6 separate regions of the Homo sapiens genome follow, and all the other regions are linked to region 1. The links are chromatin loops, found by intact Hi-C in ENCODE. Cell type or tissue: endothelial cell of umbilical vein. All regions are shown on one strand. Region 1 holds the start of CBLN2 (cerebellin 2 precursor). Region 2 overlaps LOC105372185 (a long non-coding RNA gene). Region 3 has its middle 300 kb from the start of LINC01899. Region 4 has its middle 52 kb from the start of GTSCR1. Region 5 has its middle 180 kb from the start of LINC01541. Region 6 has its middle 280 kb from the start of GTSCR1.

Evidence for each region. Peaks named below come from ENCODE experiments on the same cell type or tissue, not always from the same donor. Only the 100,000 strongest peaks of a DNase experiment are listed, where the experiment ranks them.
Region 2: it touches region 1 in a loop (20-fold over the local background); 10 of 110 quality-filtered maps call a loop at or near these places.
Region 3: it touches region 1 in a loop (7-fold over the local background); 3 of 110 quality-filtered maps call a loop at or near these places.
Region 4: it touches region 1 in a loop (27-fold over the local background); 4 of 110 quality-filtered maps call a loop at or near these places.
Region 5: it touches region 1 in a loop (10-fold over the local background); 8 of 110 quality-filtered maps call a loop at or near these places.
Region 6: a loop joins it to region 1, with 11 times the contacts of the local background. A loop is called at or near these places in 23 of 110 quality-filtered maps.

What each region holds. Positions count from the first base shown.
Region 1 is chr18:72,541,383-72,546,382 of GRCh38, forward strand. It overlaps CBLN2 (cerebellin 2 precursor), which reads right to left and starts at 2,960. Exons shown (of 5, transcript NM_182511.4): 1 at 2,595-2,960; 2 at 2,104-2,148; 3 at 422-944. The coding sequence starts at 778. In endothelial cell of umbilical vein, CTCF peaks have their summits at 707 (motif pointing left) and 3,091 (motif pointing left); a DNase peak (open chromatin) is centred at 3,059; H3K4me3 peaks cover 1,698 bases; H3K27me3 peaks cover 1,973 bases.
Region 2 is chr18:70,779,691-70,784,690 of GRCh38, forward strand. It overlaps LOC105372185 (a long non-coding RNA gene), which reads left to right. Exons shown (of 4, transcript XR_007066413.1): 3 at 3,972-4,439. Among named protein-coding and RNA genes, the nearest start is that of GTSCR1, 130 kb to the left of the region's middle. In endothelial cell of umbilical vein, a CTCF peak has its summit at 2,355 (motif pointing right); a DNase peak (open chromatin) is centred at 2,361.
Region 3 is chr18:72,083,689-72,088,688 of GRCh38, forward strand. No RefSeq gene overlaps it. Among named protein-coding and RNA genes, the nearest start is that of LINC01899, 300 kb to the left of the region's middle. In endothelial cell of umbilical vein, a CTCF peak has its summit at 2,942 (motif pointing left); no DNase peak of the experiment used is centred here.
Region 4 is chr18:70,596,838-70,601,837 of GRCh38, forward strand. No RefSeq gene overlaps it. Among named protein-coding and RNA genes, the nearest start is that of GTSCR1, 52 kb to the right of the region's middle. RefSeq lists an enhancer at 2,070-2,149. In endothelial cell of umbilical vein, a CTCF peak has its summit at 2,194 (motif pointing right); no DNase peak of the experiment used is centred here.
Region 5 is chr18:71,396,774-71,401,773 of GRCh38, forward strand. No RefSeq gene overlaps it. Among named protein-coding and RNA genes, the nearest start is that of LINC01541, 180 kb to the right of the region's middle. In endothelial cell of umbilical vein, a CTCF peak has its summit at 1,969; no DNase peak of the experiment used is centred here.
Region 6 is chr18:70,930,121-70,935,120 of GRCh38, forward strand. No RefSeq gene overlaps it. Among named protein-coding and RNA genes, the nearest start is that of GTSCR1, 280 kb to the left of the region's middle. In endothelial cell of umbilical vein, a CTCF peak has its summit at 2,277 (motif pointing right); a DNase peak (open chromatin) is centred at 2,321.

The DNA of each region.
Region 1 (5,000 bases):
CTCCTTTCGTGAGCGTGGAGAGTTTTAAATGCACTCAATCCTTCAGGTGGCCACCTGGGTGACTGAAGACCATCAACCACACCGCCGTGAAAAGTAAAACGTGCAATGCTTCCTTTTGGGAAACATATTTCAAATCTTTAGGTTTACGGAACTCTTAGAAAGCTTAGACAGCCTTAAGGGACTCTCAGTCATCCAAGTGCCAAGTTAGCTGATCATTTAAAAGTTTTTAAAAAGCCAAAATGTGGAAAAGGGAAAGAGTAGGAGTGCGTTCTATGAAACGGGAGGAAAGAGACTAGCAGGGCAGAGGGGGAGGACAGAGCCTGGGAACTCCACGTCCAAGAAGCCTGAACCCCAGCCCGCGCGCGCAGGTCCCCGCCCCTCTCCCCGGGCTGGGGGCGGGGTGGGCAGGCCGACGGCTGACCTGGTCGAAATAGATGGTCATGGTGCGGTTGCTCATCTCGGACGGCTCGTGGTTGGTGCTCCGCGTGGCGGAGAAGGCCACCTTGGCGCTGCCGGAGCGCACGGAGATGCCTAGGGAGGAGGTGACGGCGCCGTCCGCCGACGGGCTGGAGTCGCACACCACCAGGCACTTGCCCTCCAGCACGATGGGCTCCGTGTCGTTCTGCGCCCGCACGGGGCAGCAGGCGGGCAGTAGCAGCAACAGCAGGGCCAGCGCCACCCCCAGGCAGGATCCGCAGCCGCCCGGCTCGCGCAGCGCCCCCCGGCGCCCGGGCATCATCAGCCGCAGCCCGAGTGGCCCCCGGCCGGGCGCCTGCATCGGGACTGGTGGGAGGCGGCGCGCGGGGGTGGAGGCCGGCGCCGGCGCGAGCGGCGCGGAAGGGCGCGAAGGAACGCGCGGAGCTCGCAGCAGCCTCCGGGGGCCTTCGTCCCCGGCTCTGACGTTCAAGGCCAGGGTCGTTCTCAGAAGAAAGGCGCCTGTGAACCTGTCAGGGCACAGAACCCAAAGCCTTACACCGGGAGGTGGAGCCACCGGGAAGAAGGGGGACTGGGAGCAGGTGCCTGCGGCTCGGGGGTTCTCCCCGAAGGCCACCCCCTTGGTCCCGCGCACAGCCAACCCGCTTTCCGATCTGGCACAACAGGTCCGGAGAAACGCCCGGGCGCAGCTGGCAGCGCATCCCTGAAGGCTCCCGAGCAGCGCGCGGGGCTGCGACGAGGGAGGGGGCCGCGCTTCTGCAGGTCCTCGTCGCTAAGACGGGCCCCGAGACCCTCAGAAGGCGTCACCGCCACCCCGCCCATTCACCAGCGCGGAGGGGGCTAAGACGCAGGCAAAGAAAAACCTACGAATGCTTGCCTTCTCGCCTTCATCTCACAGCATTTCCTTGGAGCAGCACCAAGGAACCCTTTTCCTATCCCTTGTTTCCCTGCTATCCTCTATTTTTCAATCCTCGAGATGTTTTTAAAGTCCATTTAAGTCCCTTTGGTACAGATTTTATCTGTTTTCCACCCACAGAACAAATCCCAGGAATCTCCTTGGGGCGAATAAGATTACTAGGGGGGAAATGACACCACACACACACACACACACACACACACACACACACACACACACACACACGGGCAGTAAAGCCAAACACCTACTTCCAAGGTCCCTGCAGCCACTAGCGAGCCCCCTTGGGTGAAACCCCTGGGATTCCTCTCTTAGGCGAAGGACCGATTCCAACGACGGAATCCCAGGCTTGGGTTATTCTCCAGCTCTGGTTTCCAGACCACGGGGATTCTCTCTTTCTCAGCGGGGCGGCAGCCCCTGCAGGTTTCTGCGAACTTACGCGCCCGTCTGCACTTTTGCCCCGTCCCCGCTCCTCCCAGGAAAGCAGACAGGCCATTTCAATACCAGCCCAGAGACACGCAGAGAAGCCGCCCCCTCGCCGCCCACAGCCTCCCATTAACTCTTCCAGTATTCTTTCTAAGAACAGAGAAGTTGGCTCTTGATAAATATCCGCTGTCCGCAGCCCCGATCCTACATGATTTCCCTTCTCTCTCTCCACCTCCTCCACCCCTCGATCTGGACCAGGGAGAGTCTTCGTTAAAATCCACGCAGAAGGCGCTTGCATGCGGAGGGGAGGGCAGGTCGGGGGTGGTTACCTGGAACATCCATGCTGGGCGAGCTCCGCTGTCCGCGAAGTTGCTCTGCTTAGAGAAAATGAGGCGAGTGGGAGCTGTCGGGAGGAGGACACGGAGCGCGACCCTGCTCCCAGCGCGTGGCCAATAACCGCGCCGCCCCGCCCTGCCGCTTTCCCGCGCCAGCCTGCGCCGCTTCAGGGGTGCACCACGCCCCGCGCGCCCGCTTAGGCGCCGCGCCCGGGACCGGGAACCCCGCGTCTCGCCCGGCTCAGCGCCCCGCGCTGTGCGCCCAGGTGCCTCCAACCCCTGGGCTTCGCGCCCGCACCGCTGCCTGGGGCCCCTCGAGCTCCCGCGCTCAGCGCGTCCGCAGCGCGGCTCCCTCGCGGGTCCCCTCGGCCCCGCAGCCCCGCCAGTCTCCAGAGGGCATAGCCGAGCGCTGCCGCCTCCCTAGGACTCGGAACCTTCCCTGCTCCCAAGCCCGCCGCACCCTCCAACGCCCCGGTCCTGCTCACCCAAACGCCCAGAGCAAAATACTCCCAGACGTCTCTTTTGAAAATTAGACACCCTTAAAAGCACCGGTCGCTTCTCTTCTTTTAGATTCTTTCTTTTCTTTCCCCAATTCCCTCCAAGTCTTAATATTGAATGGCGTGACCACTTTCATAATGACAGGAGCGAAAAAAACAATAAGTTAAAAAAAAAAAAAAGAAGAAGAAGACTGGGATGGCTGGGACGAAGAGAGGGAAAAAAAAAGCTTGAGAATTTGATGATTTAGGAGCTGTGGTTCCAGAGTCCCAGTTGGGGAACTGTCCGGTTCCCGCAGGGCTAGAAGAGGGGCCTCCGGCCCGGGTCTGTGTGTCTGCTCCTCTGGACCTCGGACTGGTGGAGCGGCTGGCGCTTGCGCTTATTTATTAAATTGCGGTGTCCGCGCTCGCTCAAAGGACCCGGGGAGACGCGCTGGGTTTCCCAGCTGCGCCTGGAGCTCGGCTGAGGGCGCAAACACGGACGTGGGGCGCCACCTGCGGGTGCCCGGGCCTCCCTGCCGCAGGCTGCGGACCGGCGGACTCCGACAGAAGACGGGGGAGTCCTGGCCGCAAGGCTGAGGTTTGCTGATGGTCTTCTTTCACCCCAAAAGCAGCGCTGACCTCTGCAATAATAATAATATAATAATAATAATAATGATAGCAACCACAAGAAGAACAATAATGACCAGTCTTCCCGGTATCCTTCAGTACTTTTACTCCTGGCAAAACCAAGCAGCACGCCGCCTGATTTTCCGGATCTTCACTGATCTAACAAACAACTCTGCCAAGATGATAAATGCTGCGGTGAGGTTATCATCGGTTATTATCGTCGGCACAACGTTTGCACAGACAACTGGGCCGTATAGTTTATGCTGGTCTAAAAAACAATCAATATTTAAATCTACACTCTATAGCCTGATTTTTTTTTAAAACATGGTTAAAAAATACTTTGTCCTTTGACATGCATTATACGTCTTTTCTGATAGGCTAATAATAATAATAATAATAATAATAATAAAGTTAGCCAGTGCTGTTCATTAGAGCATCTGTATTTCTTATTCCTCCAGACTTCACACCGAACCCTCTCCCCTTTGAAGATTTCAGCAGTGTCTGATTCCACCTTAACAAACGGAGGTCTTTTCAGGTAGGGGGTTTTGAAGGCCTTATTTTCCCATAGGCCCTCTCACCGCTATTCTCCCCATTTAGAACAGAACTGCCAAGGCATCATCTCTAAGCACTGGAGATGAAATTCACGATCAGTTCAACTGGAATGGATATGCAGAAAGTCATTGCACACTGCTGCGTGAGACAAAATATTTAGTATGGGTGTAAGGATGTGATTAAAAGTACCTCTGAGCCAAATGCTTCCTGGTTAACCTAGCATGCAAAATAGTAGAAAATATACAATACTTCCAAAATCTCTCATCCTCCTAAGCTATACTCACTGTAAAGTAAATGTCATACTTCAACACTTTTGTACCATGCTGGAGATAGGTACTGGCATTTGCCAGGATGCTTTTTCAAATCCACCACAGTTTGCCATGTTTTGTTACCATTTTTGTGAGTTTAACAGAGTGGAAATGCACTCTTACTTTCAAATAGTTATTTTATTCCACTATTTCATCCATGTGATAGTGTCTTACTGTCAAAATAAGCCCCCATCCATCATTCCACCATAGAGAGAACTGATTTAAGTGTAAGCATAGATAGCAAAGAACACTAGATATTTGAAAGACATGTGAGACACAGACATAATTAGACCAATCTGGGGATGCTAATTTATAGCAATACCTCTCACACATCTGTAAGTCCTTAAATAGCAACTCTACTCAGCATCTTTCCTCAATACTGTAAGCATTCCTTTTGACTAATATAAATGCAAGCACACATGAACTATCGTCATCAACACTGGGGGAAAAAAGAAAACCACTTTCTATGTGGCAACATAAATGTTTAGATTATATATATGTAGAGACACCTTTAATCTATGTGACTTATTGGACTAAGTTATTGAAAAAAGCTATAAGCATTCTTATATAATAAACAGGTTAGGTTTAATTTAGACTAGAGATTATTTTAGAAGAAACCATAAAAGATAGCAAATTGACAGAGAAGCAGATTATTTATTCATTGATTAATTAGTTGTTTCACATAAGAAGATATTAAAGTCGGCCGGGCGCGGTGGTTCACGCCTGTAATCCCAGCACTTTGGGAGGCCGAGGCGGGCGGATCACGAGGTCAGGAGATTGAGACCATCCTGGCTAACACGGTGAAACCTTGTCTCTACTAAAAATACAAAAAATTAGCCGGGCGTGGTGGCGGACGCCTGTAGTCCCAGCTACTCGGGAGGCTGAGGCAGGAGAATGGTGTGAACCTGGGAGGCGGAGCTTGCAGTGA
Region 2 (5,000 bases), 1.8 Mb before region 1:
CAATCGCTTGATGTTCTCATTTAGTCTCATGGTTTAAACACCATTTAGACCAGTGGTTATCAATTCTCACTATGTGTTCATTACTGCATGTTAACCCTCATTACATCTTAACTTGGGAGCTTCCATAAAGACTATCAAGGACCCCAAATATTCTGATTTTATTGGTTTGTCATGGGTCCCAAGAAAAAATACATTTTAGAAGCTTTCCAGTTGATTCTGATGTACAGACAGACTTGAGAAAGAAGCTGACATTTTAGGGGGGAGGCTAGAACTCAGTTCTGTACAAAACAAAGTCCTGTCTCTAACCTGCACATGCAACTGGTCACTTACAGGTCCTAAATATCTTTCAAATAAGTTTTAAATAAATTTATTCACTTCTATTTATGCCAATTATACCTTATTGTGCTAACTAAATAAGATTTATAAATGTAACTAAGAGATTGAATAAAATGATGAATAAGGCAATCAGCATTTTCTAGTTTTTTTAATCATCCCTTGCTTTAAATTTGTTGGCCTTAAGATTATTATTATTTTCTAATTACTGCTCATATTTTAGGGTAATCATACATTAAAAAATAGATTTTTAGAAGAACAAAGTAGGTTATAACCATGTATGTGCAATATGACTCAATGATGAGCTCTCTCTGTGTGGGGATTACCTCTAGGTACAAGGTCTGTGGGTGGTTTATTATCTTTGTACTAGTTCTGTATTTTTTTAATTAAATAGGCCTTATAATAATACAATATAATAAATGACAATTTAGGGATATATCGTTCTTTAAAAATAAAACCTCACATTTTGGGAGGCTGAGGCGGGCGGATCACGAGGTCAGGACCATCCTGGCTAACACGGTGAAACCGCGTCTCTACTAAAAATACAAAAAAAATTAGCTGGGTGTGGTGGCGGGCGCCTGTAGTCCGAGCTACTTGGGAGGCTGAGGCAGGAGAATGGCGTGAACCCAGGAGGCAGAGCTTGCAGTTAGCCGAGATCGCGCCACTGCACTCCAGCCTGGGCGACAGAGCGAGAGTCCGTCTCAAAAATAAATAAATAAATAAATTAATTAAAAAATGAAACCTCACAACATATTGCTATGTATGTGTTTACACATTTGTTCAAATACGTTGCTTGTTGTTTGGTGCTTAGTGATAATAGTATTTGCTTAAGTGCTCTATGTGTTGCAAAATGAGACAAAATATACGAAAATCCCATGGATTAAAACTCCAATTGAGTAACACAAATTAGAAGATACCAAGTTGTCTATGTAAAGTAGTAACATCATTTGCCTTTTTACATAGTCAGACTTTCTCTGGTATAAGCATCAAGCAACTCTATGTTAGTTTTCACTGGCTATCATTACATATATAATAAAAGACATCTTTTCTATATAGATTAAAATCAAATCACTGATGTAATTAAACCTGAAGATTCTTTCAAAAATGCAGATGGGCTGCACTTTTCGATAGCAATCTTGACCTTATGTTAGTAACATATTCCACCTGCTAGGCTAAACATTTTACCCAATAGTAGGGCAATTTAAGAATTAATTGATTCAGGAATCAAGATTAGGCAAGTTGTTTATTGTAATGAATCAAAGAGCATCCTTTTACGCCTGTAATCCCAGCACTTTGGGAGGCCGAAGCGGGTGGATCACGTGAGGTCAGGAGTTCGAGACCAGCCTGACCAACATACATGGCGAAACCCCGTCTCTACTAAAAAAAAAAAAAAAAAAAAAGGCCAGGTATAGTGGTGGACACCTGTAATCCCAACTACTCGGGAGGCTGAGACATAAGAATCGCTTGAGCCCGGGAGGTGGAGGTTGCAGTGAGCCGAGATCGCATCATTGCACTCCAGCCTAGCGACAGAGTGAGATTCCGTCTCAAAAAAAAAAAAAAAAAAAAAAAAGCATCCTTTTAGTGGCTCTGTCAGCACATCAATCACTATTGCTTAGAATTATGGAGTTTGTAGCACTTCGTTTGAACAAAAGAAGAAAGAATGAATAAGTCTTGTCCTTTTAATTCCAATAATACCTCTCTCCTCATAAAAATAATCTTATTTGTGTCTCTAGAATGTCCTAGTAACTAGTGTATTGCTATGACACAAAGTGCTTGAGTTAGAGGCTATTATTGTATGGGCTATAGTTCAAAACCATCGTTGTCAAGTGATTCACACAGAGCTTGTCACAGTACTTAAGACAGCTTCCATAAGTAGGCTGTTACCTTAGTTGGGCGATAAAAATGCAAAACAAAAAAACGAAAAACAAAACGTGGACAATGCAGGAGATACTGTGCACCTCTTACTAATTTAGGCTAATTTCCATATCCTCTGGGTGGCTTTGCCTGTTGTTTGGGATTTTCGACTCTAGATGGCGGTAAAGGGTGCACAATCACGAGCTGAGGTCAGGTTGGTTTTGAGCCAGGGCTCTCTAAGGCTGATTAGTGACAGCCTCAATTTCAGGGCTGTTTTCAATTTCATGTGTTACATAAAACAAAGGTTAATTAGTCATACTGCTCATTTTGAGAAGTAGAAATTTGCCTATAAATAGTATGCTATTCCGTGCACTAAGTCGTGTGATGCCTGTTGCTTTTAGTGTTTGACAAATTAAGGAAATATCTTGAAATGCCTGGATAAGGTGGACTTGGACATAGAACCCAGGCAAGACTGCTTTTATTGTTCCCATGGCAACATCTTCAAGCCTTTTATGCTTAATATTTTCACTAATGTCTGCTTTTTGGTAGACTCTGAAGATAGTGAAGGTGTTGCTCATAAAATAGGAAGATAGCTAGTATTTTTCCTGATTATATCTTTTGATACACCCTCCATCCATATGCACTGTCAAGACCTCTTTTCCTAGGCAATATCATTTGAAAGCAGGATGATGCGAACTTAGCTTGATTATCTCTAACATTTTCTATCTTTTATATTTTTATTTCCCAGTATTAAAGTGGGAATGGGAGCTTCTTTTTTCCCTTCAGATTTATGCACCATCTGTATTTTAAAATAATTATGGCTGTCCCTAAAGTAGCAAGTGTTTCCTAGCTGCCCTGCTACATCCTGTCTTCTAGCAGTTTATGACTGCTAACGTTAATCTTTTTCCTTGCCACCTCTCTCTCCTTTCCCTTTCTCCCTCCTTCCTTCGCTTCCTTTTCCCTTCTCTCCCTTCTTAGGTCTTTCTTTCCCTCTCTGCCTTCCTTCCTTCCCTTCTCTTTTTCTTTTTTCCTTCCTCTTTTTCTTCCTCTCTTCCTTTTTTCTTTTGGCCTTCCTAACCTCTCTGTGTCTCTTTCTTTTTCTTCTCTTTCTTTCATCTCCTGCCCTCTCTCCCCTCCTTTCTTGCCTCCTTCCTTCTTTCCTTCTTTCTCACTTTCTTCCTTCACTCCTTTGTTCCAGTGTCTTGAAAAGAGTGTAGACTTGGAGATTGGTCTTGAGCTGAATTCTACTGAAGCCTCATATATGTTGAGTATCCTTGGAAAAGTAACCTAACTTCTTTAAATATTATTTTTCTCTTCTAAAAATGGGCTAATAACACTTTCTCCATATTATAGTTGATGGGAGACAAAAGAGTTAATGTGTGCTAATCACCTGGCAGATAGTATCATTAACACCTGAGGGAAGTTAATTTATCTTTACAGTAGGAGCTGAATAAATGGTATAAAACAGTATAAACTATTTTAGTATAGTTTTCTTTTCATAGAACCTATGTATGCAATTTAAATGAAATTTTACTTACAGTTCCTCAGTGAAATGAAGTTATTTCACTCTCAAATTAATTCCTGAATAATAGCACCTTGGGTCAGAAGTTTATTGTACTCCGTTGCCACAGTGGTGGGGACAGGGCTGAATTAGGCATTAGGAGACCCACTTCTAGTTCTGCCATGAACCAGCTCTCCCTTTATTGAATCTTTTCTTAAGGGGAGGACCTTCACTTTCCGATGAGATTTTAAAAGTTAATTATATTATCTATCTTTCTTTACAGGACAACTTCTAGAATTATTGCTGCAAAGATCCGGTTATCCTCACAGGGAGTGAGTGAAAAAAAGTGGGAAGAAACTAACTTAATTCTAAGAAATGAGAGGATTACAGATCCCAGAAGATAATCAAGTGCTTCAAGACAGTTGATTAAGCCAAATTATATGTGGTAGAGAAAGATTTGTGGAGCAGTTTCAGAATATATACACATGTCTGTCTGTTGAATGTATTCCTTCCTCTTACAGGAAGGAATTCCTTCCAGGGTCATTGTATGTGATAAAGATCACTTGTAAATGAAAACTTTGGAGGTTACAGAAGAAGTAAATGTCAGAAATGAAGGAAAATAATAGCAGGTAAAGGAAAGAAAGGGAGGAATCGCAGAAATGAGAAAAACTGAAAAGGGAAGAAAGCAGAGACCACTAATTAGAAGTCGAGCATCTTGGAGGATGAAATTATGCCATAATTTTCTTCCCTTGTAAGTGATATATATATATATATGTTGGATTGAATTTTGTCTATTTTATCTTCCTTAAGGTTTGTATGACAAGTGAGGGATCAAAAGAAGGGAGAAAGGAAGGACAGGCAGTTTGAAAGATGAATAAGATTTGAAAACTCAAGAGGAAATTGAGGGGAGTTTTTTTGTGATGACAGGATACTATTCTAGTAAGGTTTATATGGCAAAGGAAGTTGATTAGTAGTTCCATGGTGATGAATATTGCAGTGAACATTTGCAACTGGACTGCTTGACACTCAGTCTAGAAGGGAGAAGTGGAGACCATCTTTCTTTCCAGCCCCTGGCGGCACATGGCCCATGGACAGTGAATGAGATGCTCTGAAAGTGCAGAGGTCCCTTTAGGGTTATTAGAAACAAGTATGTTGGAGAAGCAAGTCCAGTGGCTTGGAGGTGAGTGTTCAGGCAGAGCAGCTGCAGTCGGATGCTGAACAGACCATTCCTCTGTCAGGAAAAGTAGCTAAGCATCTTCTCCCTCAATTATTATTGAGCCTATTCTGCTAGGTTTTCAATTAGTTTTGGGAG
Region 3 (5,000 bases), 460 kb before region 1:
GTAAAATAATTAATGCACTGGAAGGAAACATCCTGTAACAAGCCGTATGGAAATACCTTTCCTGGTTGCCTTCAGTTCTTCTTGTGGGAGTGAAAATCTTATGTTCAGATTTGTTTGTTACATTGTAGCAGTTCCAGTGGGCTAAGCCATCCTAATTTGTTATTCTATGTAAGGATATGAGGCTCTTCCTTTTTTCCTAAGAGAAAGTATAGGGAGTGTCAAGCAAAACTTGCAGACAGTTTTGTAAGAAAAAGAATACATCTCTCAGAGCATCTGGATACTAAATAAAAGAACACACAAATCGTTTGTAATTCCCTAAAAATATAAAAACATTCGTATACATTTAGACTCTAGCTTCTTGTCATTTTTGTCATTTATTTTTTCCCTTAATATGTACTTCCTAGAAACCTTTTCCAATGCTATGGCAATGATAATATCTATATAAAATGTTATATGTTTTATTGGGAAAAGTATTTCCACTTATTTTAAATCATAATAATTCACTTTCTAATTTGCTGATTGTATCTTGACACTAAGTAAAACATACAAATTTGAAGATCTTTATATTGTATGCATTTTTTTCTTACACACCTTAGGAAAGTGCTGGTCTTAATAAGATGCTCAATAATAAATATTTGAATAACTTCTGAAAGAATAGTCCACTTTATATAAGATTATCTAACCGACCTTACTATTACTACTATATTTTTATTTTATGTAAATCATTGCAGATATCTGTATTATTTGATACAGTAAGATAAATGCACACAAAAGCATATGAATTTTGAAACAAACTACAATTAATGAGACACAGGCCCTACCTTAACAATGTTATTATTAATATAAATATAATATTAATGTAAATGTCAATAATATAAATAAATAAATAAATAAAATATCTGCTAATATTTAACAGAATAAAATTTTCTCTATGGTGAAGTACAATATAATACTAATTACCAGCAATATGATATATACTTTCAGGATAATCAGGAGAGCTATATTTGTATTTGTATTTAGCAGGAAGATTACAATAATATTTTCTGAGAAACACTATGGCAATACAATGAATATACCAAGATCAGTAAACTACTGAACCACTCCATAAAATATTGATTTCTGTTTGTATTTCAGCATCTTCTCTTTTTTTTTTTTTTTGTAAAGTAATAAGGAGAGAAGAGGATGCATTATTACCAAGCTTTTGGAAGATCTATGTTGCTCACAATTGTTTAGCATATATAGGTTGAGATCATTTGATCTTAGACCAAGACACATTTTCAAATTGTGTGAAAAGCATGGGGCTTTATATTGTCTCATGTATTGGTTTATTCTTAAAAATTCTCTTAAAATAATGTGTCAATTATTAACTCATCATAAAAAATGTTAATGCTGGATGTAACCACAAAGACAATCCATAATTCTTGAATTGCTTTCACGGGTCTATTGTTGTTGTTGTTGTTACTAAATTACGAGGAAAACAACTCACCTTTTGGTAACTGATTTAGGCACAAATTGTAATGATCATTGGATATTTAAACAGAAAGCCAAAGATAAAAAGGTAAACCAAAAGGATTATCTCTGTCACTTGTACTTGTGCTAGGTAACTGGGAAGAATGGCGTTGCTTCTCATATACTTTCTTCAAGACTGTCTAGAAACAATACGGAATTTAGAATGTGCTTTTAATACCCCATTGTCATCTGGCTCTCTGATAGATGATTCAGGGAAGACAAATGAAAATAAAATACCATCTGAGCCTTTAATGAGTTTTTTAGACTAATGAATAAATAAAAGAAAACCAAAGTTTGCCAACAAATTTAAAAGATAATATGTACAGTAACAGAAGTACTAGTAATGTGGGGAGGATAGAATAATAAAAGTACCTTCTTCCCATGAACTGAAGAAAGGCTTCGTGAAACATTTGCACTTTAGCCTTAAAGAAAATGGTTATGATTTAAACAGTAACACTTGAAAAATCTAGAAGTTACTTAAGGCAGACGAAATAGCATGTAACAAGGTACATATGGGAGAGGTTTACAGTTTATAAGGAAAGAGCAAGGAGTCCAGTTTTCTTTTACTATGCATGAGAGTTAATGGGACTCTTAAAATCTCATCATTTGATCCATCATGATGCAACCAGCTTAAGTCAGGCTGCTTGCTGCTCAGGGGCTGAAGACAGGAGAAGCAAAGTGTGGTGATAGGAAAGCAACTTTATTGATTGAATGCTAGCAATTGGGAGATGGCCAGACTCTGCCTCAAAGGAGCCACGTCTGCCTTCTGGACTGAGTGAAGGGGTTTAAGAAGAAGAAGGTGCAGGAAACATGTGGGAGTGGTGCAGGAGGCTCCAGGTCTGCTTGCCTCCTTCCAATGGTTATCTTGAGTAATTGACAATCCAGGGAGGGCTGGTTTGCATCATCCTGACTTCATCCTGGTAGTGGTAGGATGTCCCTAACTCCCACTAAGCAAGAGGATTCTCCAGCTGGGTCTCTCTGCCTGGTTTGTTTCAAAATTTTGGATCCTGGAATTTCTAAGCAAGCAAATAATTAGATAAGCAAACACTGTTCAAGGAAGTGGCTTTTGGGAATTGTAGAAACAAAGAGTTTTAAATGTATTTTTTCAAGGCTGTAAACAAAAAAGGAAAAAGAAGTAGTTTTAAAATGCATTTTGAGCCTGAGATACTTGGTAACAGTAAGGCAGTTTTCACATTTATTCTTCACAACATTCCTGTGAAACAGGTAGTGTTCTATTTCCCCACAATGCAGATGAGAATATGGGGTCACAAAGACTTAGTTTCCCAATTTTGTAAATGAAAGAACTGGGAATACTGTCTAAACCATTTTTCTTTAGATTGCAGACAGTTCACTGCGTGTTTTTAGAATAGCAATTTGGGACCATATCGTGAAGAGTCTTACACGTGTTTGTACTTCAATCTCTGGATAAGGAAGTGCCCTCTGGGGGTAGAAAGGGAGAATAACAAGTTGTCTTTATGTTTTAAGATAATGATTCTGGTTGTGACATAGAGGACAAATTGAACTGGAAGGAACTTGGAGGCTCTGTTCCAGAAGAAGGACACGAAGGAAATGTTGTTGAAACTATAGATGGCTTACATAAAGCTTGTGTTTGTTGGTAGTGAATAGAGTGGCAAAAAAGCCTGAGTATATGTGGGAAATATCTTTCATTTAGATGAATTTAGGGCACACGGGTTTAAATGTTTCATAAAATTTGAACTAATGTAGATAATGTAGATTACAGTTTATAAGGAAAGAGTAAGGAGTCCAGTTTTCTTTTACTATGCCTGAGAGTCCATGGAACTCTTAAAATCTCATCATTGATCCATCACGATGCAACCAGCTCAAGTCAGGCTGCTTGCTGGTCAAGCATCTGACTTTGTATTTGTGAAAGTCTCATTAATACTGTACAGGTTCCTTCTGTTTTCTTTCCATTGATTGGACAGGTAAAAGATGTTAATATACACTTTTACTATGGTATTTTTAGACATATTTTAAGGTGCAAAAAGTAAATTTATTTGCCAATACTCTGCCAATAGTTTGTCATCCTAAAAACAGACGCTGCTAGACATTGTGCCATGCCTTTGTTACCAGGCTGATTATGAGATTCTAATCGATGGGATGTGCTCCTGGTAACATCAAAGATAATTTTATAGTAAAGACCATCATAAGAAATTACATTTGTGATGAGAAATTAATATTCTATTAGGCAAATAAATTATCCCATAACTCTGATATGGGAAATATATAAAATATTGTAAGTACTGTAATTATAACTGTAAGTCAAAAAGGAGATGGAATAAAAATAACATCTCAAAGAGATGTAACATTAATTTAGTGATCTTGCTTCATATTGATTTCTTCCTGTAGCTTTCACAGTAGACTTATTTCATTGGAAGTAGCATTTTACTGGAGGTAAACACTCACCAGGAAATTGCCACTGGAAATGACTTAGACCATTAACAAAACTGCACATGAGGACTAAACTACGCAAATGTAGCTGTCTGATAGTCCCATGAAATATATGAATCATAGAAAGATCAGGAGAGGTGAGAATATGTTACTCTGTGTTCTGCCATTAGTATTTTACCTTCTTGCTCTTTTATTTAGACATATCTATGAATAAAAAAATTTCAATGAACATAAATATGCAAAACTGAAAAAAGTACATTAAGAATTAATCCAGTATTAGGAAAAGCACAATGATATGCCTGTAAATATGTAAGACATGGTATTCTCATACCCACAGACTAAAATAAAATATTAATACATTAAGATCAAATTAGGAATAATTATTTCAACTTCTAAAGTATATTTAGTTGTGATTATCTTAAGAATTGGATAAAATGGAAGTGCATTTATTTAAAAATGTGTGAATTGAAATTGTCAACCAAATGCAGAGCATAAGATTAAAGTCATATTTATTTTTCTTGAAAATGATCACTGATTTATAAATTTGACAAGCTTTGTGCTAGAAAGACCAGTCACTCTTCAACAGATATTGAGCATTTAATGTCTACTAAAAACTTTAATAACTACTGGAGTATTTTTTAAAAAGAATGAGATAAACAATTTTCTTATAGCTATAGAAGGATATTTTAAGCCAAGAACATAGTGTGTAAAAAGATATGCAAGAAAATAGCATTTTTTGATAATGGTGAGAATTTAGTGTATTTACAGTGAGAAACACAGGGTGAGATGGGCAGGCCATTAGATCCTTTATCTGTCACTTTATGTATTCAGAAAATATGGATTTGTATCTACTCTTGTAAGCATCAGTGATGTACATTAAAACAAATCATAGCTGCATATAAAGAGCTGGCAACAGTTGATGTTTTTGTTAATCTCAAATTATCAAAAATATAACGAAACAAGCAAACAGAAAATAAACTAAAATATTAAGCACTGGGACAGAGGTATTAATAGAACACCACCAAAACACAGAGAAAGGACAGCAAAGTCCTTCAACTGCAGCACATCGCCTTCCATCCTGG
Region 4 (5,000 bases), 1.9 Mb before region 1:
TTAATGGTGTATAATGCTGAAACTGACAAGATCTCTCAATTACTGTTATATTTCACTTTCCGTACAGCAAGAATTGCTTAATTATATTAGTTTCCCTTTAATTTAATGGATTTGTAAAAGAAAAGCACCTCTAATGAATACACAATCAATTTTGTGATTCTTCTTTTTACAATTTGCATTTAACATAGCATCTTGATCATAATAAACATTTAATCATATTTGCTGAGTAAAATTATTAAAATCATCAATTTTAAAATATTTTAGAATTACCAAAGGAGTATCAACATATGAAATATGTATACAGTTTAAATGTTCATCCAGGGAAGTTATTAATGCTGTGATATGGTTTGGCTCTGTTTCTCCACCCAAATCTCATCTTGAAAGGTACTCCCATAATTCCCACGTGTTGTGGGAGGAACGCGGTGGGAGCTAATTTGAATCATGGGGGCAGTTTCCCCCATACTGTTCTCATTACAGTGAATGAGTCTCATGAGATCTGATGGTTTTATCAGGGATTTCTGCTTCTGCATTGTCCTCATTTTCTCTTGCCACCACCATGCAAGAAGTGCCTTTTGCCTCCAGGTGTGATTCTGAGGCCTCCCCAGCCATGTGAAACTGTAAGTCCAATTAAACCTCTTTTTCTTCCCGGTCTTGGGTATGTCTTTATCAGCAGCATGAACACGGACTACTACAGTAAATTGGTACCAGTAGAGTGGGGCATTGCTGAAAAAATATCCAAAAATGTGGAAGCAACTTTGGAACTGGGTAGCAGGCAGAGGTTGGAACAGTTTAAAGGGCTCAGAAGAAGATAGGAAAAATGTGGGAAAGTTTGGAAACTCCTACAGATTTGTTGAATGGCTTTGACAAAAATGCTGATAGTGATATGAACAATAAGGTCTAGGCTGAGATGGTCTCAGATGGAGATGAGAAACTTGTTGGGAACTGGAGCAAAGGTGACTCCTTTATGTTTTAGCAAAGAGACTGGTGGCATTTTGTCTCTGCCTTAGAGATTTGTGGAACTTTGAACTTGAGAGAAATGATTTAGGGAATCTGGCAGAAGAAATTTCTTTTTCTTTTTCTTTTTTGAGACGAAGTCTTGCTTGGTCGACAGGCTGGAGTGCAGTGGCGCAATCTTGGCTCACTGCAACCTCCACCTCCTGGGTTCAAGTGATTCTCCTGCCTCAGCCTCTCAAGTAGCTGGGACTACAGGCACCTGCTACCATGCCCGCTAATTTTTGTATTTTTAGTAGAGACGGGGTTTCACCATGTTGGTCAGGCTGGTCTCAAACTCCTAACCTCAGGTGATCCACACAACTCAGCCTCCCAAAGTGCTGGGATTACAGGTGTGAGCCACCGCTCAGCCAGGTGGAGGAAATTTCTAAGCAGCAAAGCATTCAAGAGGTGACTTGGGTGCTGTTACAGCATTCTGTTTTAAAAGGGAAACAGAACATAAAAGTTTGGAAAATTTGCAGCCTGACGATGTAGTAGAAAAGAAAAACCCATTTTTTTTGAGGAGAAATTCAAACTGGCTGCAGAAATTTGCATAAGTAACAAGGAGCCAAATAATCCCTTTGGATTAATTTGGAAAATATTTATTTTCCAAATATTAATGGGAAAAATGTCTCCAGGGCATGTCATAGGTCTTCATGGCAGCCCCTCCCATCACAGACCCAGAAGCCTGGGAGAAAAAAAATGGTTTCATAGGCCAGGCCCAGGTTCCCCATGCTGTGTTTAGCCTAGGGACTTGGTGCACTTAGTCCCAGCTGCTCCAGCTGTTGCTAAAAGGGGCCAAGGTACAGGTCAGCCCATGGTTTTAGAGGTTGCAAGCCCCAAACCTTGGCAGTTTCCACATGATGTTGAGCCTGCAGGTGTGCAGAAGTCAAGAACTGAGGTTTGGGAACCTCCACCCAGATTTCAGAAGATGAATGGAAATGTTTGGATGCCCAGGCAAAAGTTTGCTGCAGAGGCAGGGCCCTCATGGAGAACCTCTGCTAGGGCAGTGTGGAAGGGAAATGTGTGGTCAGAGCCCCCACCCAGAGTCCCTAGTGGGGTGCTGCCTAGTGGAGCTGTAAGAAGAGGCCATCGTCCTCCAGAGCCCAGAATGGTAGATCCACTGACAGCTTGCACCGTGTGCCTGGAAAAGCCACAGACACTCAACACCAGCCCATGAAAGCAGCCAGCAGGGGGCGCTGTATCCTGCAAAGCCACAGTGGCAGAGCTGCCCAAGACTATGGGAACCTACCTCTTGAGTCAGTGTCACCTGGATGTGAGACATGGAGTCAAAGGAGATCATTTTGGAGCTTTAAAATTTGACTGCCCTGCTAGATTTTGGACTTGCATGGGCCCTGTAACCCCTTTGTTTTGCCCAATTTCTCACATTTGGAGTGGCTGTATTTACCCAATACCTGTACCCCTATAGTACCTAGGAAGTAACTAGCCTGCTTTTGATTTTACAGGCTTATAGGCAGAAGGAACTTGCCTTGTCTCAGATGAGGCTCTGGACTGTGGACTTTTGGTTTAATACTGAAATGAATTAAGGCTTTGGAGGACTGTGAGGAAGACTTGATTGCTTTTGAAATATGAGACATGAGATTTGGAGGGGACAGGGGTGGAAGGAAGGATATGGCTTAGCTCTGTGTCCCCACCGAAATCTCATCTTGAATTGTACTCCCATAGTTGCCTCATGTTGTAGGAGGAACCCGGTGGGAGATTATTTGAATCACGGGGGTGGTTTCCTCCTTACTGTTCTCATGGTAGTGAATAAGTCTCATGAGATCTGATGGTTTTATCAGGGGTTTCCACTTCTGCATCATCCTCATTTTCTCTTGCCAGTGCCATGTAAGAAGCACCTTTTGCCTCCTGCCATGATTCTGAAGTCTCCTCAGCCATGTGGAACTGTAAGTCTAATTAAACCTCTTTTTTTTCCCAATCTTGGTTATGTCTTTATCAGCAGCATGAAAATGGACTAATACACACTATAACAAGAAGAATTTAGGTATATTAGTTTCAAATATATGAGCACAGAAATGGGAATTTCAAGATTTTTGGAGATGCTAATTTAATAGAACTTTTGAAATTTCATAAGCATGCATTGTCCCTTGAAAAGTAGTAACTGCTTGACAAATGCAGATTTTTATTATTACTGACATTTTGAGAAAATATCTGCAGCTGAAGATCCTGCAATTGTGAAAAATGTCATAAGTTTTTCATACACCCAGTTCTTTTGTCACAAAGTATGATCAGATTTTCTGCTTAGAAAGTGTTTTTGGCTGAATAGGTTATAGTCTACCCTGTATGTAGGCACAGTGAAAAAATGACAGGTAGCTTTCTAACGTCTTTTTGAAAATAAGTCTTTATATCAGAATATTGACAATAATGCTATAACTGTTACAATATGGGGACAAAAGTAACTTAATTATAACTTTTCAAAAATGTTTGTCATTTATACAGCTTTTTATCTGAAAAATGATGGACAATCATATGGAAAACAAAATTAGTAGAATGCAATTTAGAGACAGATAAGAAAAAAGTTCTTCAATAAAATAATTTAATGGTATTCAGGAAAATGCAAATGTGAGAGTCTGTGCAATGTCACGTAGCTCTATTCTGTCAAACTTGAAGATAAATATCTCAAATTATGATAATTGAATGTTTGAATACCCAAGTTTCATATACCCATAAATCTTAACATTTTATACTTGGCCTTTAGGAAGTTAGTATATCCCAGCAAAAATCTTTTATTTTTATGATATATATTTATTACACTAACATGTATATAAAACTTACCAGTTTAACCATTTTTAAGTGTATAGTCTAGTGGCAATAAATACATTCACATTGTTGTGCAGCCATTATCACTATCCATCTCCAGAACTTATCTTTCCAAACAGAAACTCTGTACCCATTAAACAATAACTCCCCATTCCCTTCTCCCCCAGCCCCTGGTAACTAACTACCAGTCTACTTTCTATCCCCATGAATTTAGCTACTCTAGAGGGCTAACACATTTAAGAAGAATCCTAGAATGTTTACCCTTTTGTGATTGGCTTATTTCACTTAGCATAATGTCTTCTAAGTTATTTCATGTTGTAGCACATATCAGAATTTCCTTTCTTTTAAAAACTGAGTAATATTTCGCTGTATGGATATGCTACATTTTTTTTCTCTTTTTTTAAATTTTATTTTAAGTTCTGGGATACATGTGCAGAATATGCAGGTTTGTTACATAGGTATGCATGTGCCATGGTGGTTTGCTGCACCTATTAACCCATCATCTAGGTTTTAGGCCGTACATGCATTAGGTATTTGTCCTAATGCTCTCCCTCCCCTTGCCTCCCATCCCCGACAGGCCCCAGTGTGTGACGTTCCCCTCCCTGTGTCCCAGCAGACACCTGATTTGCTTCCATCTTTTGGCTATTGTGAATGCTGCTGTGAACTAGCTGTATAAATATCTGAGTCCTTGCTTTCGATTCTTGTGGATATTTACCCAGAAGTATAATTGTCATATCATATGGCAATTCCATATTTAATTTCTTGAGGTTCTGCTATGCTATTTTCCACAGTGGTTGCACCATTTTATCCCACTAGCAAATACACAAGGGTTTAAATTTCTCCACATCTTTGCTAATACTTGCTATTTTATTTTATTTTTTGATAACAGCCATCCTAATGGGTGTGATGTGGTATTTCATTGTGGTTTTATTTGTACTTCTCTAGTGATTAGCGATGTTGTCTTTTCACATGCTTATCAGCCATTTGTATATCTTCTTTGGAGAAATGTCTATTCATGTTCTTTGCCTATTTTTTTAAAGCAGTTTGTTGTTGTTGTTGTTGTTGAACTGTCAGAGTTCTTTCTTTTTTCTTTTTTAGAGGTAAGGTATCACTTTGTCAACCAGGCTGGAGTGCAGTGGTGCTATCATAGCTCACTGCAGCATTAGACTCCAAGGCTCAAGTGACCTTCCAGTCTTAACCTCCAGAGTAGTTGGAATTAACAGCCTCGA
Region 5 (5,000 bases), 1.1 Mb before region 1:
GGCTGCTAATTGTTGAGTGTTAATTCACTTAATTGTGATAGAAGCATAAGTGATTAATATATTTGCTTTTATTGCATTCACTATCAAGGAATAGTTACATGTTGAAAAAAGTGGGGAGAAAGTATGGACTTGGCTACAGAAAGAAATGAATTGTAATAATCACTCTACTATTTTATAACCATGTGACATAAGCTTTGGCAGGCTGCTAAAAGGAATGAACGTTAAATGAATTTGATGTTCTTTTGAATCTTCCATGTGTGTTTGGAAGAAGGGGTTGCTCAGAGCACCATGCTCACTTGGAAAAAGATGGGCTCATTAGGACTTCTTCACATTTTCTTTATTATAACTGTGTGCATTTGGGAGTGAATATATGTGTGTGGGTCTTGCTGTGACTTTCTCTTTTGGGGAAAGAATGAGGGATGATGTAGGATTTGTCTGAGAATGCAAGGAGAATTCACAGCAGTGACACTGTATGTGAGTAAACTTCATGCTTTGTATAGATGCCAAGTCTCCTATTATCTTGCCTCTAGATTAAGTTTTGCCTTTGAGATTCTGTCTTCTGACATCAGAATTGCATGAAAGTTTAACTAGGAAGCTAGTTTGTCATTAGTTCTTATTTTAGTTTTCTATATATATGTAGAAAACTTGAGAAAGTAGTATCAAATTCATCCAGACTGACATTTTTCGCAATTTTTTAGTGACATAAAAGAGCATATATGAACACTACGTTTGGTTATTTTCAATAACATTTCCTTACGTCTTTACCTTCCAAATGTCTTTGGCACATGTTTAAATACAGATACCACAAATTCTCCTAAAAGATGTGTTTCTGAAGCACAGAACTTGATGAACACATATTTTAGAAATCGGTATAAATTTGTGCTTAAATTTGAGGCAAGGAGTCCTCATATTAACAAGCTTTGTTCAAATGTATACAATAGTGCATTCTTTGAGAAATGATACATCTTTACATTTTCAAGTGTTTTTGGTTGTTCTTGAATTATCATTTTGGGAAAATTATTTTTTTTATCCAAAGTTGTATTTGCTGTTTAAAAAGCTCTCTATTTTGCATGAAAATTATAACTTTCGTGATGTATGAAAACTTGTAAAGCTGTCATTCTGAAAAATATAATGATCATGAGAAACTTGATGTTAAATATATACATTTGGGGAACATTGACAATTTGTTATGTTCTGTATATAATAAATCAGTCTATAGGTTTAAATATAAATCATATTTCATTTGCATTCACAAAACTAGAAAGCTATAATTTCTTTTATAAATTTTACAGTGGAATCATTTGCTGATTAATTTAATAAATATTGGTAAGCCCATTTCTAACGTTAGATTTGGCATAGTTTATATAGGAGAAAAATATTTTAAGCCATTTTATTAGCAATACACATTTAAATATCTCACTGGTACTTTTCTTATACTCCCATCTAAGTAATTAAAGTGCTTACAGAACATAGAAGGATAGTCTCCTATAGCTCTGGATTGATATAACTACAGATGCAAACTCAGTCATTTACTTGGGCAAACTATCCTCTGAAAAACTTAGGAAAAATTCATTTTCCATTTGAATATTATATAGCTGTGGAACATGTGTAAACAATACATTTGGTTCCAAATACAAGGTCACAAGGAGTGCGGTGATGTCCTCTTCTGTCCAGGTTTGTTTTTCACAGCAAGATAGAAAGAAGAAATGGCCAGGCTATTGGCAACATGAGAGCCCTTGGCAACAGCTCCATTGGAACGATAAAGTGGCATTTTCTATGATTGGTGACTGGGTCTTCAGCAATCACATGGGCATACCTGACAAAGGAGTCCTTGTGCAATGAATGCAAGATTCTGTCCACGTCTTCATGTTTCTACATCCTGCTCAGTTAGCAGAGATTGGCTGAGGCCACTTGAATGGAGAAAGTAACACAACAGGGACAAAGAAGGACATGTGGAGACAACCACAAGCTCTGGGTGGCGCTATGTCATCTGCTAAAAAACTCTTAGCTTTTCCTTAGGCTGCAGCATATCACAGAAACCTAACTATAGTGGCTTAGCTGAAAGAGAATTGATCTTTCCCACAAAGCAAACTGTCAACCCAGCAGTCTGAGATGTTCTTACCATACCAAGATCCATCGATAGTTTTGCTTTTGATAATTTGCTTGTGACTTTTATCATCTGTCTCAAGATGGTTTCGTATCTTCAGGTGAAAAGGTAAAAATGTATAAATAAAAAAATAAAGGAACAAAAACTTAAGTTTTTTGGAAGCTCTTCTAGGGTCTTGTTACTTTCTAACAGTGGGAACTGCTATCTCCAGGTGCAGGTGATTCTGGAAGTATTTTATATGAGAGATAGTGCCACCTAAAGCAAAACTTGGATTCAATTAAAAAGAAAAGAGAATGCAACCAGCACTGTCTGACTCAATCATATCAGAAGGCTGGAAGCCTTGTGGCTCTCATTAATCAGAAGTCAGGCCAGTCTAATCATATGCAATGAATTTGCATCTGTCTATATCCTAGACCACTGTATACTGAGGAAGTAAAATGTCCTTTATTATCCACATTGGAAATGGAGACTTTTGATGTAATAGAAAAAAGTCTCAACATTAACTGGTATTATATTTTCAGTAAAATAAAATGGTAATAGAAATTACTTTTCTATATTAGGCAATTATATTTAAAAATGTAATAATTGATTAGAATGACTATAAAACAAGGACCCATCATTAAAGACTTCGAAAAATATGATGCATTTAGGGACTTAATAATGTCCTGAGGTTTGAGAGAATTGCAATGTTCTTACTTGTTTTTCTTTCTCCCAATGATATAATATCAGTAGAATATGATTCACCCTACACTCAATGTCTGAATGTATAAAGGTGTCCTTTCACATTTAACACAACTGTGACAGCTGTCTGGCAATTGTGGGAAATAATGATGTAGAAGACTTTGAAAACTGGCTTGGGCATCAACCGAAGTCATTTGTCATCTCGAGATTTCATTCCTGCTAAAATGTCCATGAAAATTACAGGAATCAATTTATCTTGCTTAGAGTAATATATAGAAATAATTTCCTAGTTAGAAAAACTATGAAATTATTGAAAATGTGTCAGAAAAATAGATTTGATTAAGAAAACTGTTTGACAAAATTCACTTGATTGAGAAAACTATCATTTATGGAATATGGTGACCACTATAAAGTATCTTAGTTAATCTCTGAAAAAAATGTGTTAGCATGTAATGTATATGTATCGATATTGTATGCAAACAGTGCTAGGCACACTTTTTGCTATTCTCCTGTGTGAAAACTATGCTATCCTCCTACAGCCCTACTTCCAGGCACCAATAGTCCATAAGCTATCCAAGATTCCCAGTTACAGACAGCTAATTTTGAAAGTCAACAAGGAGAGCATTTGCTCATTAATTCTGCCAACTGCGATGTGGAAATAACCAAGGAAGCAAAAGAATTTGTATACACAGAAATACCCAAAAGGCTCCCCCTTCATGTCCCTTGTGGAGACACTCTTCCAATTTCAGTTAAGGAAGTGAGTACAGTTATAAACATGTTTATATGAATGACTTAACAGACCTTAGCACCTTGTTATTATAAACTAGGCCACATCCACTTCTATAGGCCCTTTCAGACCTTTTACACAGCCCAAATACAATGGGCATTCATTTACTGTACGCAGAGAAAAATAAATAAATACATGGATATACACACACGCCTATTCAGTAGTAATATATATCACTTGTTACTTTGTGCTTTAGTGTATAATACATCCCTTAGAGCTAGTTGTTTCTCTAAATAATTATTGACTCCATTGGAGTTACACGTACTGAAAATAAACTTTTTTTCTGAGATGTTCCTACTTGTGCTTGCCTGAGAAGCTCTGTGAAATCCTGTTCAATTGTCCTCTGTGCTCCAGTTCGTCCTGTGATTTTAAGTACTCATCCCCAGTTTACCACTTTTTTTTTGCCATTTAAATGTATAGTTGACATGACTATGTGGATGAGATTTTTTTTATGCAGCATACATGTACATTTAAAAGAGTACTTTATACAGCTTTCTGGAGAAAAATTAAGTCCTCTCCTTCACTTTCACACTTTTGATATGTAAAAAAGCAAATATATTCAAATGCATTGTTCTATAAAGCATCATTTCTTAAATTAGAAAAAAGTTTTTAGAGAAATGATTTCTTAAATTGCTTAAATCTACTTTTTTATATGAAGTAATAGCTAAAATTTAGTTCAGCAGCTTATGTACAAACAAATGGTAAGAAGATTTTAATCCAAGTTTGACAACACTGAAGAAAAAACAGAGGCTGTGAATTAGTCAGCCCAGTCGGCCATAGCAAAATAGTATAGCCTGAGTAGCTTAAACAACAGACATTTACAATGCACCCTTCTGGAGGCTGGGAAGTTCTGTTCATACTGAGGGCTCTTTCCTGGCTTGCAGACAGCCTCCTTCTTGCTGTGTTCTCACATGACCCACAGCAAGAGCGCTCTGACCTCTTTCTCTTCCTATATAAGGACACTAATCCTATCATGGGAGCCCCATTTTATAGCCTCTTTTAAACCTAACTACCTCCCAAAGGAGGCAACACCATGCAAACATACCTAACACGCTGGTGGTTAGGGCTTCAGCATATGCATTTGAGAGGAACACAACTATTCAGTTTATAACAGGCTGTTCACATATTTCTAAATCGATCCACCACTTTACTTCTTCAGGCACTCTATACATCAGTAACTTTGATTATTTAATGTTTCCCCCTTCAGAGAGATCATTCAAGTCTTCTTTCCCACCTTTGTCCATAGTCTCTTTATAATTTTATACCCCAAAATTGTATATAATCTCTCATGAGATACCCATCACAATCTTAGAAGGAATATAGGTCACTGTGTCGTGCAGACTTTAATATGACCCTCACAACAGCTGCCTCTCCGTGTTCAAACTATTGAATGATTCTCTATTCTCCAGTGTGGGTAGAATCTGT
Region 6 (5,000 bases), 1.6 Mb before region 1:
GCCAGGCTGGATGGAGTGCAGTGGTGCAATCTCGGCTCACTGCAACCTCCAACTCCTGGGTTCAAGTAATTCTCCTGCCTCATCCTCCCGAGTAGCTGGGACTACAGGTGCATCATGACACCACGCCCAGCTAATTTTTTTTTTCTTTTTTTTTTTTTTTTTGAGACCCAGTCTCGTTCTGTGGCCCAGGCTGGAGTGCAGTGGCGCGATCTCTGCTCACTGCAAGCTCAGTCTCCCAGGTTCACGCCATTCTCCTGCCTCAGCCTCCCGAGTAGCTGGGACTACAGGCGCCCGCCACCGCGCCCGGCTAATTTTTTGTATTTTTAGTAGAGACGGGGTTTCACCGTGTTAGCCAGGATGGTCTCGATCTCCTGACCTCGTGATCCGCCCATCTTGGCCTCCCAAAGTGCTGGGATTACAGGCGTGAGCCACCGCGCCCGGCCCTGAGTTTTGCATTTTTAGTAGAGATGGGGTTTCACCATGTTGGGTAGAATTGTCTCGCTCTCTTGACCATGTGATCCGCCCATCTCGGGATCACAAAGTGCTGGGATTACAGGTGTGAGCCACTGCACCTGGCCGAAAATGTTTTTTAAATTCTGTGTGGAAGGTCTCAAAGTTACATGTTTAAATTTAATGAATGTGCTTTAGTGTTTTCTGCAAATTGTATCCAAGATTTTTAACATTATTATTCCTGGTGAATTTATACAACTGGAGGAGTACATGTAATTAATGAACACAATAGCCTTACAAAATTAAAGGAAAATAATTTTCTGAAACTTTATGGTTACAGGGCAAATCAGGTAAATAATCTCTTGTTAGTCCTGAGTTTGACGGCTTAAATAGAGTGGCATCGTAGAAGCAGGCAGAATTTCACAGTCATCTAAGCACACTGTATTATTTTGTGCTGAAAGATCTGAAGGTCAACATGTATAGTCATCGAGTTGAGGCCATCCATGTGGGGAAGCACAGCCGGCACTAGGTCCTCTCCCCAGATGCTCACTTCTCCACAGTTCACACCAGCTTGCACACTTACATTAGGAAATTGTGTTTCAAATTTAAACCACGCTTTATTTTATTATTTCCAATAATATAGCGCAAAAGGCCAGGCATCTTCTCCATTTGATATGACTGTGTGATAAAACTGAGAATTAATATTGTATTTATCTTCTCTCTTTAGCCTGTAATAAAGTGGATATTGCACATACCTTGAACCAAATTTGTTTTTGGATAGAAAATGGAATCAAATTTGGGGGTCATCCTTAATAGCTTGTATAATATAGTTTGACATTTTAATATGGCAGGTAGGAAATTAAACACAAAGTCCTTTCTATGATGGCATTCTGATAATTTAAATAACAGACATCACCTAAATTATTATCTTGAAGGCTGTGGCATTTCAAATCCATTGTCATTTTAAATTCTCTGAGGAATTTGGAAAGGTGGGTATTTGTTTATTTGTAAATATTACAGTGAAAGGTTGTATAGCGTTTCATTTAGCTCTGTGTTAGCTATGAATTTAAAAAATCACAGAAATGTGAAGAGCCCCTTTGAAAGTTTTCTTGGGTTAAACATCAACACCAAATGACCTATTAAATATTATTTCATTGATTAATTCAGATTAGACTAATCTTTCTGTAGAATGCCTCATCTACTTTTTTATATTGCTAGTTCAAATGTATTCTGTCAGTATACAAAAGATTTGTAAGAAGATAAATCACTTTAGAATGAATTCAGTCTGTCCCCTGAGAAATGTAAAGTTAAATAAGTGAAGAACATATATACAGGCAGTCCTTGACTATGGTTAGATCTACAAGTTTTTAACTTTATGATTGTGTGAAAGCGATATGCATTCAGTAGAAACAGTACTTTGATTTCTGAATTTTTACTCTTAATCTTTTTCTGGGCCAGGGATATGCAATACTTTCTTGTGGTTGCTAGACAGTGGCAGGGAGCCGCAGCTCTCACGCAGCCATGAGATCACATCACCAGGGGAGGCAAGCCAGGCTCTTCAGTGGCCTGTGTTGCCAGATGATTTTGCCCAACTGTAGGTGAAGGGAAGTGTTCTGAGCACACTTGAGGGAGGCGAGGCTAAGTTATGATGTCGGGTAGGTTGGGTGGATAAATGCATTTTCCACTCGTGATATTTCCAATTTGCAAGTTGAGGGGCATCTATACTTAGAGAGCAAATGCATTTGCCTTAATTTTTAAGCCTGAAATCCTTCAATTTTCTTAGTTATTTTCTATGCACATTCATTGAATCTACTTTGCTTCCAGCAAATGCATTTTCTTGGGACCACTAGGTGGCATCATATCTGTTTTTAAGGTTTTTAGTGTACCAGTGACTTTCACACATTTCTATTCTTGAAGACTTTACCAAGAGTTCAGATGACAAGACAACTCTAGGGGAGGGAGGAGCTGGGATATAATTAGAAAGTATAATCTAGATCCTGAAAAAAAAAAAGGGGAACTACTGATAGTATAAAGAAAGTTTTGGTCTTTTATATCTGTTCCTTTAGTAAAATATCAATGCCTTATTCCATATTGTGGTATAATATGAAAGAAATCTCTATGTAAATAAGTTAAATTATTTTAATATCTTGCGTAAAAGAAAAAACACAAGCTAACCATATGAATTTTGCTTGGAAAAAAATCTTTTTACAGTGTCACTGGTATTTATATTTTTAGCATTTGTTAAATACTTCCTATTAGAAGACGGGTGTACGTTGAAGTTCATATAAAATAGATAGAAAAAAAGTTATCACCTTCTATTTCAGTGGAGTTTATAATCCCTTGAAGGAATAATATTTAATGGATAAATATACTATGCACCTCAAATAGTCATATATTTTAATAAAAATATAGTATATATAATATAGGTCTTGGCAAAATGAGTTTTGTTTCAACAAGACAAAATACATGGAAAGTCACATTACATTTTCTACAGATCCACCATGTTACCACAATGTAGGGTGAAAATGCATGAGATATTGGGACAAGACCTTTCAGATGTTTCTCCCTCACTCCTGCCAGAATGCTAGGTCTCCCCTAGTCCTTAAGGAGGTCCTGCTAGTGCACTGTGGGGAGGGGATAGGAGTAGAAGGGGAGGGCTTTCTAGATAGGGAGGAGCACTCCATTCCTGGTTCTCCCACCTATTTATTGAGACCTTAGAAAATTACATAACTTCTTACATAGAATTCAAGTATCTTCACTTGTAAAATATGACAAAATAATACTAATCTCACTGTGTTATAAAAGTAAAAGTGGTATTAGTAAGGATTTGGGCAGAATAAAAGGTATAAAAAGTGGTCCATTCATATTGGAGAATTACAGCAGAGTTTAATAAGGGGACTAAACAGGCAGAGTGTAAGGAAACCACAGGGGATAGTGCAGTATCCCAGCACAAGTATGGCGGGGCTGTACCACCTAGACGGAGCCACCTGCAGGTGTTCTGTCTTGGTTGAGGGAAACAGTAATTCTGAGACAACCAGGAAAGAAACCAGGGAAATATATTCACTGATGTTTATTTCCTCTCTTTTGTCTTCTGGTGAGGTTATCCATTGATGGACCCCTAAGGCAGTGAGTTCCAGGAAACTCTGATATAGTCCTACAGATTATTCTTCAAGGACACATTATAGTCTCTAGAAGGTCAAAACAGACCTGGTGATCAAAAAACATGTCCATCTCACTGGTGCCAGAGATATCCTTCTAATGTACAATTGGACCATCCCAGCACCCTGCTTCCAATTCTTCTTTATTTTATCCTGGTAGCTCACAGGAAAAAAACCATAATGCTTAATTTAGAAAAAGACCATTTATTATCTAGCCACTGCCTCCTTTAAGTTCTCTCTCCTCCAGCTATGGGGAACTCTCCTTGATACCTCAAGGTGCCATGTCATGTCCTGCATTTTCACCAACCACGCTTTGTCTATGCTGCTCCTCTTCCTAGAATGCAATTTTCCTGTTTCCTATTCAACTAACTCCTGCTTATATTTCAAAACTCAATTCACCAAGAAGAAATTCTCATATTAAAAGTTGGATTTATATGCTCTTTTTCAGCGCACCTATAATACACTCTGTTTGCATCTATCACAATATTAATTATATCATATTGTAGTCATAGGTGACAGGTCCTTTCTTACTAGACCTGGATTTCTCCAAGGAGAAGACAGTGTTTTATTTTACTCTGTATCCTTAGCACCTTGAAAAATATATATATATCTCATATGAACTCAATGGTTATTGAATGAATAAATGAATGTGTAAAAAGCCTAGTTCAGTGCTTTCCATAGTAGGTACATCACGTGCTCATGTGATATAAGCTGGCATCCAGTGGGGGTGATAAAAAGGAAAATGCCTCAAGAACTCACGAATCCTTTCAAACTGAGATATCCCCTAAAAGTCAGACTACAAGTAAGCTGGAATTTGCTTTCCATTCTCTCTTCCCAGTCTACCTTAGACTTGCAAAAAATTGGCATGTAATTGAAAACTATTTCAGAACATCTGTCTCAAGATGTGAAGATGCCATGAAGCTCCTAAAGTTTATAAGCCTCTGCAGACAGATAGTAATAACGGCTTATGGAGAAATCTGCGAAAATCATCTATTAGGGCTCTACGGTATTTCATTAATTTACACTGTCAAGAGAATTACATTGCTCAACCTTCATAATAAAGGAATTATAGAAATTTCAAGCAATAGTAAACTCATAACCCCAAATCTCCTCAATATAGTAATTATGAATTCTTCCAAACTAATTAAACACTAAATATTCCAACCCAAACATACTTGTGAGTGTGTGAAATTTTTGCAACGGATATATTTAGTGGAATGGATATAAGTATGTGTGTGTGATGAGGTGTGAGTGTGTATATATACACACAAATACATATAGCCATTTTTTTTTTCAAAATTGTTAATGGAGCTCAAATAAAATGCAATTGTTTTTCCAAGCCAAAATGAGTATAGAAACATGAGAATCAGCTAATGGACTGGTATAACTTGC